Regions from separate parts of the Homo sapiens genome. Here region 2 is linked to region 1. Evidence: chromatin contacts called from ENCODE Hi-C data. All regions are on one chromosome and are shown on one strand. Each heading gives the region's core, a stretch centred on a gene start or an enhancer-like site at or near the end of the contact. The rest is flanking DNA. Distances are from core to core; before and after follow the strand shown.

Region 1 (6,829 bases), core at 1,032-3,531:
GGAACTGGAGGGCTGCAAAGTGGGGAGATGTGAGCCAGAGAGTATAAACTTTCGTTTATACGATGAATCAGTTCTAGGGATCTCATGTACAGCATGATGACTATAGTTAACAGTACTGTATGGTATACTTGGAATTTGTTAAGAAAGTAGGTTTTAAGTGTTCTTACCACACACGCACACAAGGTAACTGTAACATGTGAGGTGAAGGATATAATTAACTTGATTTTGGTAGTAATTTCACAATGTCTACGTAAATCTGAATCCCATGTTGAACATCTTATTTGCATACCATTTTTACTTTTTGGTTACATCTGTTAAGCTGGAAAAAAATTGCATCCAGATATTCCTGGTATCCCTAATAATAACATTCTGTATTATTATTTGGCCCATCCAACATGAAACAAGGATAGATGGGTTTGTAAGTTACAGGTATAGGTATTTTTGCTGCAACTTAAAAACTTTTCCTTAATTTAAAACAGGCACCATCAATTTTGCATTCTTTGGTAAAGGCATGAAGAACCCAGAGCTGAAATAACAAGCTGCTTTCTTTGGGGCCATTTGAATGATAGGGACAACTAAGATGTGGGATCTCATTCGGCCAAAAGCCATATAGGCTGAGCAGTCATGGGTTTGGGTCTCTATGGGATCTAAGACTTGGAATTTATTTTTAACATTTTATTTGAAACTTTTCAAACATGGAGAAAAGCTGAAAGACTTGTCATGGCCATCCATTGAGGCCACCATATAGAGTATGTTAGGTCTCCTCCATCTCTCTTTCTGTCTCTGTCTGTCCATCCATCATTCCGTCTCTTCTTTTTGGATGCATCTCAAAGTAAGTTGTAGATATCAGTTCTCCCCGTAAACACTTGAGTATGCATGTCATTAACTTGATTTAGGGTTTTCGTGGAGGTAATATTTACACCATGAAATGTACAAACCTGCAGCACAAAAATCAGTGGGATGAGTTTTAACAAATGCATGACCTGTGCAGCGCGATCTCCGATCAAACTGTAGAACATCAGCCTTACTGCAGAACGTTCTCCAGGGCCCTTTGGCAGTGCACACACTGTGTAGCCACGCCCAGCGGGCAGCTTCGGGAGATGAGTTGGGGAGGGAGGGCTTTGGCGCCCTGACAGGTAGGGATGTTCCAGAGCTGCTGTTGCGTGCCCAGGGCATGCCTTGACAGCATCACAGTTGAATGGAGCAGTGTCTGGGTGACATCGATGAGAAGGGAGCTGAAGGAGGTGCTGCGGCCCATGTTCATGAGGAGATGGAAGGAGTGCAGAATGGCAGGGCTGGGATCCTGATGTACCCTGGGACTTGGCTGTCTCTGAGTGTCTGCAGTGCCTCGAGCACACTGTGCGTACCTGAGGCAGTTGGTGGGAAATGGATTTAGTTCCATGCGTTCAGCTGGGTGGCCGGATTTCAGGGCATCATTTGTGAAATGACCCACTGTAATGTGGTGGTTCAAGGGGAGGCACTGAGCCAGTTCTGCTGCTCGCCTTTAGCTCAGGGTCCTCATCTGTCAAGTGGGAATCACTTGCTTCTGTTGTTACGAGCATTCGGTGTACTAATACAGTAATACAAACCACCACCTGCACAGAGCAGCGCTCAGTCAAGTCAGCTGTTGTTGTTGTCATTGATTTTTATGATAATAACTCCCCTGCAGAGATAAAACAGCCACGGGTATACAGTGGCTGCCCGGCCGGTGCTGCAGCAGCTCTTCCTCCTGGGATGCCAGGGGATTGAGACTCGGCTTTATTCTGAAGCTGTCCCAAATATGAATCATTCACTGTTATTAAGCCACCTCAGCATGCCCCCTTTGTTATCTGGGCCCAAAAGAGCACAGAGTGTGGCCCCCAGTACATTTTGGGTGACGCCTTTACACCCATCCAGCAAGTTGGGGCTGGGAGTGGGTATCACGCGTTCTGTAGATGACGTCTGTAGACTTCTGGGGTTTTTCAATAGAGGGGCCATATTGTTTATCATCTGTTTTGGGGGTAAACGGGGCACTCTTAACAGTTTAAGAGGGGCAGGTGAGCGGTGAACTGGGTAAACTGAGATGTATGATATCCTAGTTCCCTGGGGTGAAGGAGGCCAAGCTTTTCTGTTAATGAAAATAAACTGCATCTCATTCACAGCGGATTGACCTGTGAGCGTAAACACAGCCTGGGGAGTAGCACCCGGCAGCACCCTGTGTTCTCACATCATCGGGAAGGACAGCTGCCTTCCATTCATCATGCTGGCAGATGCCGTTGGCTGTGCTGGGGCCAGAAAGCATTTGGGATGGGGTCAGGACATCTCAAGGCAGATAGATGTTTGTGGGGTTGTTCGGTCTTGAGGGTCACACGGTCTCTGTCTTCTTGGCTGTCATTTGCAAAGGAGTACAAGCTTGGGCTGGACTGGCCAGCCAGCCTTCCTGTGGGTGTAAACATGTGGGTAAGGCATGCTAGATGCTGGGCGTGGGCACTCTGGTCCAAGCACATTCTTATCAAGCCGTTCTAAGCATTCCAAGTAGGAGTCTCATTGAGAAGCATCCCCGTCTGTGGTCTTGCCATGCCACGGTGCCCATGTCCAGCAGTCACTGAGTACACCGTTAACTGCTGTGTAGACCGTGAACTATTCCACTGCGTGCTGCTTCCTTCTCTTCTTACTCTCCTCTTTGGAGAAGTTTATAAGCTTAGTTGCATTTAGTTATAAAGCATCTGGGCAGCCCTGTCTCCCTCTGATTGTACCCCCTGTGGGCATTCATTAAGCACCTCCTCTGTGCCAGGCAGTGTAGCCACCAGCATAAAGCTAGTGACTGAGTGTGTGCCAGATGTCTGTGTGGTTGAGTCGTCAGCTTGACGTGGTGGGACAGAAGTGAGTTTGCAGGAGACTGGGTATAAGGATGGGGAGAGCTTATGGGTGGGTAGAGGAGCACAGCACAGCCAGAGTGAACCAGGCAGAGGTGGGGCCGAGTGATTCCTGGGAAGGGTTGGGCTGAGCTGGATGCTTCCATCTGGGTCCCCCGTGGGGTCTGGAGCAGTCACTTACCCAGTTGTAATGAAGCCCTCCTGCTCACTTGCAGGCATCATAGCAGTTGACGGTCTGAGCACAGTGAGGCTGGCCTGGACGTCTGAGCGGGGTCATCCCAGGCCCAGGGGTCCTACTGGGCTCTTAAGTGGAGAGTGGTAGGAGACTGTTGGGTTGGAGATGCTGCGCCCTCCTTCATGCCAGCAAGTATTGCCTGGGTGGTCTCAAAAGTCCTGTGCCATAGTCAGATTTGGTTTCTAGGACTTCTCCAACTCTGGAATTCTCTGGAGAAGGGAGTCCTGTCTGTGCCTGGAGTCCAGTGGGCCCTGGTGTTTCTTGGTCATACCCTGGCGTCCAGTGACTGTAGTCTTTGATTCCTGCATTATCTGCAGGCGGTTGCCTGTGCCAGGAGAAGGCCATTTTGGTGAGACGAGGAATGTCTTTGTTGATCCGTGGAGGAAAGAACGTAACAGTGGGATATTGAGATTGTTAATCAATTGTTTTAGGATAAATACCCAACTTTCTCTCCTCTTAGCTGATTAGATTCCATCTTTCTCTGTGCTTGAGACGTAAGGACGTCTGTGCTTGGGCACAAGGTTGTATCTGACGTTATTTTCAGTCTTCTACATGGATCCTGAATAAGTCTTTTGTTCCATGGAGAAGATTAAGGGCAGTATTTGGTTGGAAAATTTTTAATGAAGCACCTAACAGAGCTATTATTATTCATTTCTGAAACAACTTGCTGCGGTTACCGTAGTAATATTAAGCCTTTTATTAAATATTTTTCCTTTCGGTTTTGAGGTAAGTTTTCATTAAATGCTGATGGGGGAGCTGGAGATCCACGAACCTGGTGTCTGGAAAGAATTTTCTAGCTCTGCTGAGTTAAATCATTCAAGGAATTTATGTTATGGGAACATAAAGCTTATAAATCTAGTTTATCATATCTATCATTTAATTGTTCATGCAAGCCAGCTCTTCATGTAGCGATTTACAGTAATCTCAGTGAAATAACAGTGTTGTGTCCCAAAATGAATAATGCATGCCAAGAAATTGTTGAGCTCCTTAAAATCATTATGCTCAAAATATTAGGCTCTTTTATTTGAAAGTGATAGAATGATGATCATGTACTAGTTGCAAGCTGGGGACTTCAGAGTCTGTCGTTCCTGCTTTGCGTTGGGTCGCCAGCCCTCAGGAAGGAACCGCGGCGAGCCGATTCCAGGAGGAGGATACGCCTTGCTGCAGTCGGCCCGCAGGAGCAGCCGGGGAGCTGGCAACAGCCAGGGCTCTGTGGGAGGGCTGGGATGTTGGCTTAGGGGTAAAAAAATTCTGTGTTTAAAAGATGAGATGCTTTTTAGACATCCATCTGTCTGGGACAAGAAATGGGTATCTTGCCATTAGTATTGTTGCCAGGCAGAAACCATGGAGTTTATCACAATGCATCTGGAAGGCAGCAATGTGCCGAGTGCTTTTTCTCCCCTCTCCTGTTACTCATCTATCTCAACAGCACACATATACCATGATGTGGTTTTAAATAATGAGGCAAACAGGCAATAGCTGTTGTGATCTTTCAATGAGAATGGTTTAGTGAGTTGGATTTGTTGCTAGCAGCACTGATCCATTTGTATGTATGTTTGTCAGTGGGCGTGGCGACATCGCTTACTCACCTATGCTTTCCGTCTTTGAAGAGCTACCCTGCAAGCAGTGTTGAGGTCAGAGGAGACAGTTCACTGTGGGCTGTGGGGTGCTTAAGTGTGGGAGGAAGGGTGACTTCTTTTCCAGAAGAGGGAAAGGCTCTGCTCCTCGGGAAATGGACGGAGTTTTCCCCAATGGGAATATCATCAATCATTGTCATCAGGCCTGGGCCACCTTTACCATCTCTCACACTTAAAAAACAAAAAAAACTGTGTTATAAAAAATTTCAAACATGCACAAAGATCGAGAGAACAGTGCAGTGAAGCAACACACCTATCAGCCAGATTCGGCGGGTATCAAGATACGCCACCAGCCTCTCATCTTCACCCGGATTCGGCGGGTATCAAGATATGCCACCAGCCTCTCATCTTCACCCGGATTCGGCGGGTATCAAGATATGCCACCAGCCTCTCATCTGTCCCATTCTTTTCTTTTTCTTTTTCTTTTCCTTCTCCTTTGCTGGAGTATTTCAAAGCAAACCCCAGACATCCTGTCATTTCCCCTTTCTGTACGTCAGTATACATTCCACAAAAAACAAAACAACTCCTGCGGTTTTCAGAACCCGGTGCTGGTGCCGTCGAGAGACTGTTTAGGCGGGTGTCCCCTTCTGTGGAATCTCGCGTGGGGTTCAGCAGTCCAGGGCCGGGCCTTGGAGGCCATCAGCCTTCCTTATCGGCTGTGCAACTAATGATCTTTGGTCAATTGGGACTGGACTGAGGACTCTGCAGTGTGGAAAACCAGTTCTGCGGTGACCTCTCCCTCATTTTTGGAGACCCCAGGTGGGCCTAACCTGGAGGCATTTGGTATGTTTTGTGCCATTAGTTTGACATTTAGATTCCCACATAGGAGAAATAGTGTAGAAGAGATTGCCACCATGGGAGACCTGGGAGGCAGGAGGCCTGGCCTCAGGTGTCCTGGAGAGTTGTAAAGGCCAGAATACACCTTTTCGGAGGAGCAGAAGTCACCTAGCCAGTGCTGGTTTACATATCTACCAGTATCTGCCCTAGACGTACCCAGTAGGTCCTAAGGCATGAAGGTTGGCCTGGTTTATGTTATGTGTCATTTTCCTCACTTCTGTTTGTCAAGAACATTTTCTGCACGTTGAGAATGATCATTGTTACGCATTCTGCTGCTTCTCTGCCTTTCTTCTATCCCTTCTCTTCACACGCTCCTCCTGCCCCACTGTGTGGACGTGTCTGTAGGAAAATGTGGGGTGTGTTGGGTTTTCCTGTTGGTCTAAGTCATGCCTGCCAGGTCTGTTGATGATGTCTGAGGTCTGTGTTTTTCTCAGGTTAGGACTTTTGAGTCCTTTCTTACAAAGGGCTTTATGTACAAAACAACCCTGTAGTAGAGGCACCCAGGCTTGTTGGTCCTCTGTGTTTGGAGAGGAGTGCCCCACTCATTCCAGGGAGGGAAAATGGGGTTTGAAATGAAAAAGTTTCCATTGTAAATGGACACTTTTATGTAAAACATCTAAAAACATGTAGAGGACCAGTTCTGATGGCACCTAGAGAAATAGTCAAGGTACCCTAGTGGGTGTGTGTGTGTGTGTGTGTGTGTGTGTGTGTGTGTGCGCGCGCGCACGCGCTCTACACAGTAAATACCCGGAGGGAAGACTGCAAACACTTCTTGAGCAGCAGATATTCTTTCTGGGTGACATTCCTTCTTAGAAGGGAGGGGTTGGGAAACTATTAAATAGTTGGGAGAGTGATCTAAGTTAGTTGGATGATGGCTTTGTGATAGGAAGTTTTTGCTCATTAAGAGCGGCTTTAAAGCTTTTAATTTTTATATACTTCTGCCTGTAACTTTCCCCACTCCCTCCAAAAAAATGGTATCGCGGAGGCGGTGTCAGAAGAGCCCCAGAAGTATTCTAGTGGAACTCAGGTCGTCCTCCACCCTTGCGGGCATAAATCTCATGCTAGAAGCTTTCCTTCAGGGACCCGAGAGAACAGGGAAGGAGTGCTTGCTGTTGGAAGGCAGTGGAGAGCCAGCTAGAGGTGATTCTAGGCTCATGAACTAGTCTATGACTAACTGCAGTGAGTTTTTAAAGCAGGTTGTATAAGAAGTTTAAGTGATGCCTCATCGAGGCTCTGATTTCAGAGCAGCCTGTATGGTTCTCTAA
Region 2 (6,680 bases), core at 1,006-3,505, 330 kb after region 1:
CCTGCCCACAGCCCACTGGGATGATGAGGACATCAGCCTGTTGCTGGCCGAGGCCTACCGCCTCAAGTTTGCTTTTGCCGACGCCCCCAATCACTACAAGAAATGAGCCCAGGCCCACCCGCAGCTGGCCTCACTGTCCCGGGTGGCGCGCCCCACCTGCCTGGCTGGTGGTAGGCCCCTGTGAGCTGGTCCCGGGCTGCTAAAAGGCCTTGTGAGGTGGCCCCACCCTCCAGGGGAGCTGGTGAAGATGGGCCACAGACCTGGTCTAGGGCTGACAAAGACAGGGACAGCCTTTGTTTTCTGAGATACCAAAGAGAGCCAGGGGAGGGCCCCGGGTTCGGCGGCCAGAGGCAGGTCAGGGGTCCCCTCTCCCTCTCCCTGCAATGTCCTTGCCAAATGACTGCCTCGTGCTGCCCCTAGTCCGGGGCAGCCTAGGAGGCCGACCCTCTTTGGAGTCCTGCTGTCTGGGTGCCAGGGCCGGAACGAGGTAGTGGCCATCTCATACCTACTCTGAAATGCAAAACTTCTATTCTGTTGAGTGAAAGAATAAAATGTAGACAAAATCTAGACCGAGACGTTGCGCTGACCCGGGGTCTCTGTGCCGCGAGGTCCCCTCACAGCTGTATTTCACTGCTGCTGGCCCTTTCCCTCCGTGTGTTTTCCTGCTTGCTTGGTTTAAACGTGGCTGGGAAGCTGAAGGCTGGAGTCCAAGCCGTGAGCCCGCCGAGTGCCTGGGAGGCCGTGGGACCAAAGGCTGGGAGCAGAGGGAGGCCTCGCCATCGCCTTACTTTCCACCTTGAACCTCTTTTACAAGAGAGAAACCCCCACCTCCCTGAGGTCCAGGGCCAAGTGGCCCCGCCACGCAGGTAGGCGCCGGCCTCAGCCAGAGCCCCTGGAGGCCCACCCAGGCTGTCGGGCCATGTTGGGCTGGCAGACGGGCAGGGGGTCGCGTCCCTGTCATCAAAGCCCTGAACCACAGTGCTCTTCTCACCGCAGCCTGGAAGCGGAATGAGCTTTTGGAGACTTCCTGGGACTTGCTGTCCTTGTCCAGGTCTGCCAGGTGTAGGGGAGGTGTGACTGGTTCCATCATGGACCGGTTCCTCCATGGACCGGTTCCTCCGTGGACCGGTTCCGCCATGGACCGGTTCCGCCATGGACCACTCCTGCCCTGGACCACTCCTGCCCTGGACCGGTTCTGCCGTGGACTGGTTCCCGCCGTGGACCAGTTCCCGCTGTATACTGGTTCTGCCCTGGACTGGTTCCCGCTGTGGACTGGTTCCTTGGGGCTCTAAGTGCGGAAGGGCCCAGAGCTGGTCCCTGCCCAGCGCCCTGCTAGGGCTGTGTCCTTGGCTCCAGGGGCCTTGGGACTGGCTTCCCAGCGTTCCCTCGGTGTGTCACAGGCTGCATGACCCCTGGAATGCGGGCAGGGCCACAGCCACAGTCTGTCTGATCCCTGAGCCCAGGACAGGCTCACGTCCTCAGCGACCCACTGGTGACTGACTTCCCAGACTCTCCTCTGTCCCTCAGGAGCAGCCGTGTCCTCTCCCAGGCCCTAGGACACTGCCAGAGACTGTGGGACATACAGGCATAAGTGATGTGTGTGTTTCTGCTTCTGTTTTAAAAATCCAGGGTCATTACACACAGCATGGAAATTAGCACAAAATGCTGTGCAAACGTCAGATGCTCCCAAACCAGCAAAGGGATGGGCTTGCTTCACATCAGATGCGGGCACGCCTTACCCCTGCCTTCCGTGTCCCCACCCCAGGGTCAAGGGTTCCTCAGACCAGCCATGCCTCCTCCTCCTGCCGCCTCCTTTTCTAGATGGGGAGGGGATTCCGTCACAAGAAGAGCCGCCCCTCGGCCGTGTGCAGGAAGCCCCATGTCGCTTTGCCGAGATCAGCCCTGGGAGGATCCCCTTCTCCAGCTCAGATCATGCCGTGTGGCCAGAAGGCTGCGGACACAACTGACCTGCTTCTCGAGGTGGTTGATGTTTTAAACAGGAAGCTCCACGGAGTTCAGCCCTGTGTGCATTTCCTCATGTATGTAAACGCCAAGACTGAATGTGAGAGGTGTTGGCCGCGGGCCTTAAGTCTGAGCAGATCCATCTGGAATGTTCGGGGTGTGCTGTCTGGATGTGGTGCGCTAAAAACACGGAATAAAGATCAGTGACAAAGCCGCGGCCTTGGCCTGTGATTCGAGGACTTGCCCATCGAGGACAGGGGCACCCTGGCCCAGCCCTGCCGAGGGTCTGAGCTCAGGGCCATTGCGGCGCACCAGCGTGGGCCCGGCAGCACCCGTGATCTCGCTGCCCCCCGCAGGACCTCTCAGGGAGATGGGGCTGCAGCTGCTCAGGTGGTGCAGGGATGCCACTTGCCCGGGCGGGGCAAGACTCAGAAACCAGTCTGACCCCCGAAGCCCGGCTCTGCACTAGCTGGAACACGGGAGTGTGGGGTCCAGGCTGGCCCCTGTCAGGCTCCTGAACAAGGGACCTCCCCTTGGGCCACATCTGTCAAGCACCTGCTTTGAAAAGGGCTGTTCCGGGGTAGGCACCAGGGTCTGGGGTCCCCCCCGCCTCTCCTGGGATACACTTGCCTCACCCTCACCCACACACTGAAACACCCTCCTTGCCCTGTGTTACTGAAGCAAGGCCCTTCAAAGGGCCTCAGTTTCTCAGGGCAGCTTTCCAGGTGCGCCACACCCCTCTGAGTAACCCCGTCTGGGTGCCCCACCCTCAGGTACCCCACACCCCCCTGGGTGCCCCACCCTCGGGACCCTCCCTTGGCAGCACTTGGCTTTCCACTGCCTTGTGCTGTCCGCTGACGGGTGTGGGGTGTGCTCCTGTCCCCGCGGGTGTGGGGTGTGCCCCTGTCCCCGCGGGTGTGGGGTGTGCCCCTGTCCCCGCGGGTGTGGGGTGTGCCCCTGTCCCCGCGGGTGTGGGGTGTGCCCCTGTCCCCGCGGGTGTGGGGTGTGCCCCTGTCCCCGCGGGTGTGGGGTGTGCCCCTGTCCCCGCGGGTGTGGGGTGTGCTCCTGTCCCCGCGGGTGTGGGGTGTGCACTACTGACCGGCTGTGGGGTGTGCTCCAGTCCCCACGGGTGTGGGGTGTGCTCCTGTCCCCACGGGTGTGGGGTGCGCACTACTGACCAGGTGTGGGGTGTGCTCCTGTCCCCGTAGGTGTGGGGTGTGCTCCTGTCCCCACGGGTGGGCTGGTGGCTCCACAAAGTGGGAGTAGCCTCTTCACCTCTCTTTCCACAGTGACCCAGTGCGGAGCTGAGCCAGGCAGGGCTGCCTTCCTGGGCCCGGTGGCCCGGCACATGGGCTGACCTCACTGTTGCCTGGCTGTGGTCTGCAGGGTCGTAGGCTGCAGGACGGAGATCGGCTGTCCCCAGCAGCCACCAGGTGTTCAGCTCCTGACTCCAGGTCACAGCCCAGCAACTGCCATTCACCTTCACGATTCCCCGGAGTTTGCAGCTCAGCAGTTGGCTCCTCGGGCCCAACTTGAGGTCTTCACAGCCTGTGCAGACTCTGCTCCTGTGGGTGGCCCGAGCCCAGGGGTCCTGAAATCAATCCCTGACCTGTGGTGGCTGCTGTCCTGTGCACCTCACCCTGCCCGGTCCCAGGGAGAGGCTCGGCCTGCTGGCACCACTGCTGTGCCCTTGGCAAGGTCAGACGCGTCGGGGAGCATTGGGGTCCTGGGGAGTAGGAGATGGAGAGTCTCTGTGGTTTGTACTTTTGGAAGAACTAGGAGGTGGGACGCTTCTGTGCCGTGTCACCGATGGATGGAAACAGGAGGAATACTGTCTGTGTTCAAGCAGACCCACTCCGCTGAGGACTTGGGGACAGGCTGCAGAATGACACGCGCCATCGCAGGCTGCAGCATGCCAGCCTCCATGCCGCCGTCCTCCAGAGCTGGAGGCTCCTCGTCAGCCCTGTGGCCCCAGTGATCTGCTCTCGGCCGCAGTCCTGGGGAGTTTGCCCAAGACTCAGACCCCTCGGGGTGTGGACCTCCCTGGGGCCTTCCCAGCCCCAGTCCACCCCACCGTTCCTCTCCTCTCTCAGCCCCAGCCCCTTGGCTTCCTTCTGGCTCTGCACTTTGCCCTGCGGGATTGCGGGCTGCTTGGGGTGGCCCCCACTCAGCTGTGAGGCCTTTCCACACCCACCCTGCAGCTCCTTGGCATGGAGGGTCCCCAGCACAGGATGGCCTCCACCCAGGAGGCACACGGCCGCTTACATGGTCCTGTGTGAGTGACCCAGCCGTAGTCCATTTTGTTGACAAGATGAGGCTGGCTATTCTTTCTTTTTTTATTTTTTTATTTCTTGAGACAGGGTCTTGCTCTGTGGCCCAGGCTGGAGTGCAGTGGTGTGATCTCAGCTCACTGCAACCTCTGCCTCCTGGGTTCAAGTGATTCTAATGCCTCAGCCTCCCGAGCAGCTGGGATGACAGGTGCCCGCCATGACACGCAGCTAATTTTTTTAGTAGTTTTAGTAGAGACGGGGTTTCACCATGTTGTCCAGGCTGGTCTCGAACTCCTGACCTCAACTGATCTGCCCACCTCGACCTCCCAAAGTGCTGGGATTATAGGTGTGAGCCATCGCGCCCGGCCTGATTATTCTTTTAGGAAAAAAAATTATATTCAACTTCCAGATAAGTGGATGTAAATATAAAAATTACCCCCAAATACTCAAAAATACATGGCTATTTTTATCATTGGGAATGGTAAAAGGCTTTCTTAGCATGACGCCAGTGGCAAAAACAAGATAGAAAAAGACTGATGATATATATCCGTAGTATGCGCTACCAAAGCAAATGGCAGGGACGACTAAGACCCAACCTTCATCACCAAAGACAAGTGTGAATGACACGCTGGTTCACCTAGGCAAGGCGGATTCAGATTCCTCAGCATGCGGAGTTCCTGGAAATTGATAAAAATGGGCACAGCACAGAAAATGGGCAGTTCACAAAAGTGGTGCAGGTGACCCATGAGAAGTTCACATCACCAATGGTTACAGAAATGAAAATCATTCACCAGCCACTTGCCCCCACCAGGGCTGGCTGCGTGACCTTGGGCTGTGTCTATGATCATCTGTTATGCAGCAATACAAAACAAATACCCTCTCTCTTTTAGTCTGTATTTTTTTCTGAATATTTTGCAGTGGTTTTTCGTTGTTGCTGTTTTTACATTTAAGCTGTGAAGTGGCAGACACAACACAAACCTAGCTCTCGGAGAATCATTACAAAGCAGACACCCCATGTGATAGGGTTTGGATGTATCCCCACCCAATTCTCATCTTGAATTGTAGCTCTTGTAATTCCCATGTATTGTGGAAGGGACCTGGTGGGAGATAATTGAATCATGGCGACGGTTTTCCCCACACTGTTCTCATGGTAGTGAATCAGTCTCACGAGATAGGATGGTTTTGTAAGGGGAAACCCCTTTCGCTTGGCCCTCATTCTCTCCTGCCGCCATCCATGTAAGACATGACGTTGTGCCTCCTTGCCTTCTGCCAGGATGGTAAGGCCTCCCCAGCCACGTGGAACTGTGAGTCTATTAAACCTCTCTTCTTTATAAATTACCCAGTCTCACGTATGTCTTTATTAACAGCATGAGAATGGTCTCATACACCATGTAACCACAACCCTGGTTGAGAAATAGAACATGACCCACACTGGATCTCCCTGTGTGCTCCCTCCTCCCAAACATGACACACCGCTGACTTCCAAACCATCCTTTAGTTCTGCTTATTTGTACACTTTTATTATATGAATGGAATTATACAATATATACTCTTGTGAACAACTCTTCCTGCTCAACTTTCTGTTTTTTGTTTTGTTTTGTTTTTGAGATGGAGTCTCACTCTGTCGCCCAGGCTGGAGTGCAGTGGTGCAATCTGGGCTCACTGCAAGCTCTGCCTCCCAGGTTCACGCCATTCTTCTGCCTCAGCCTCCCGAGTAGCTGGGACTACAGGTGCCTGCCACCACGCCCGGCTAATTTCTTTGTATTTTTAGTAGAGACGGGGTTTCACCATGTTAGCCGGGATGGTCTCCATCTCCTGACCTCGTGATCCGCCCGCTTCGGCCTCCCAAAGTGCTGGGATTACAGGTGTGAGCCACCACGCCTGGCTTCAACTTTCTGTTTGTGGGAGTATCTGTGTGGTATTAAGCATGGTTTCTTCTTTTCCATTGCTGTAAAGTTTTCCATGACATGGATAGATTGCAATTTGTCCCTTCTACTCCTGCTGGACATTTGGATTGTGTCCAGTTTGGGGGCGTTATAAACAATGCCCCTCTGAATATCTGCGTGCCTGTCTCTCGGTGGACACGTGCCCCCGTTCTGTGGTTTTCTTTCCCCTAGAAGCGGAATTGCAGAGCCATAGGGCATGCATCCTTCCCTCTAATAGATCATGAGAAATGATTTTACAAAGCACCTTTTCCAGCTTACATTTCCACTGGCAGGTCGATGGTTCTCGTTTCTCCACATCCTTGCCCACACTGGGTGTGGTCGGTCCTAGCCCTTCTCATGGGTGTGTCTGCATCTCTGGGTAATCGTCCTTCCCTGCTGCTCACAGAGCTGCATACATGGGCTCTCTCAAAACTCCCATTGTGGTGGAGCACCTGTTTCCTCCCTGCTGCAACCAAAAGAGACAGAAAGAGACTGACTCGGGATTTTTTGTGATGCTATGATC

The links. Hi-C counts contacts between places; a loop is a spot of excess contacts on that map. Pooled maps may share reads with other maps.
Region 2: a loop to region 1 is called in a map of IMR-90, with 6 times the contacts of the local background. The contact joins two enhancer-like sites. A Hi-C loop is called at or near these places in 3 of 168 maps with a recorded cell type or tissue (IMR-90, dorsolateral prefrontal cortex and endothelial cell of umbilical vein) and 8 of 50 pooled maps.

The regions. Positions count from the first base shown.
Region 1 is chr22:46,841,676-46,848,504 of GRCh38, forward strand. All of the region lies in intron 4 of TBC1D22A (TBC1 domain family member 22A), which reads left to right. Among named protein-coding and RNA genes, the nearest start is that of TBC1D22A-AS1, 71 kb to the right of the region's middle. Within about 2 kb of position 2,282, at least 2 of the 41 ENCODE cell types and tissues checked have a DNase peak (open chromatin) inside an H3K27ac peak, as active enhancers do.
Region 2 is chr22:47,173,521-47,180,200 of GRCh38, forward strand. It overlaps TBC1D22A (TBC1 domain family member 22A), which reads left to right. Exons shown (of 13, transcript NM_014346.5): 13 at 1-2,173. The coding sequence ends at 106. Among named protein-coding and RNA genes, the nearest start is that of TBC1D22A-AS1, 260 kb to the left of the region's middle. RefSeq lists an enhancer at 2,331-3,421. Within about 2 kb of position 2,256, at least 6 of the 41 ENCODE cell types and tissues checked have a DNase peak (open chromatin) inside an H3K27ac peak, as active enhancers do.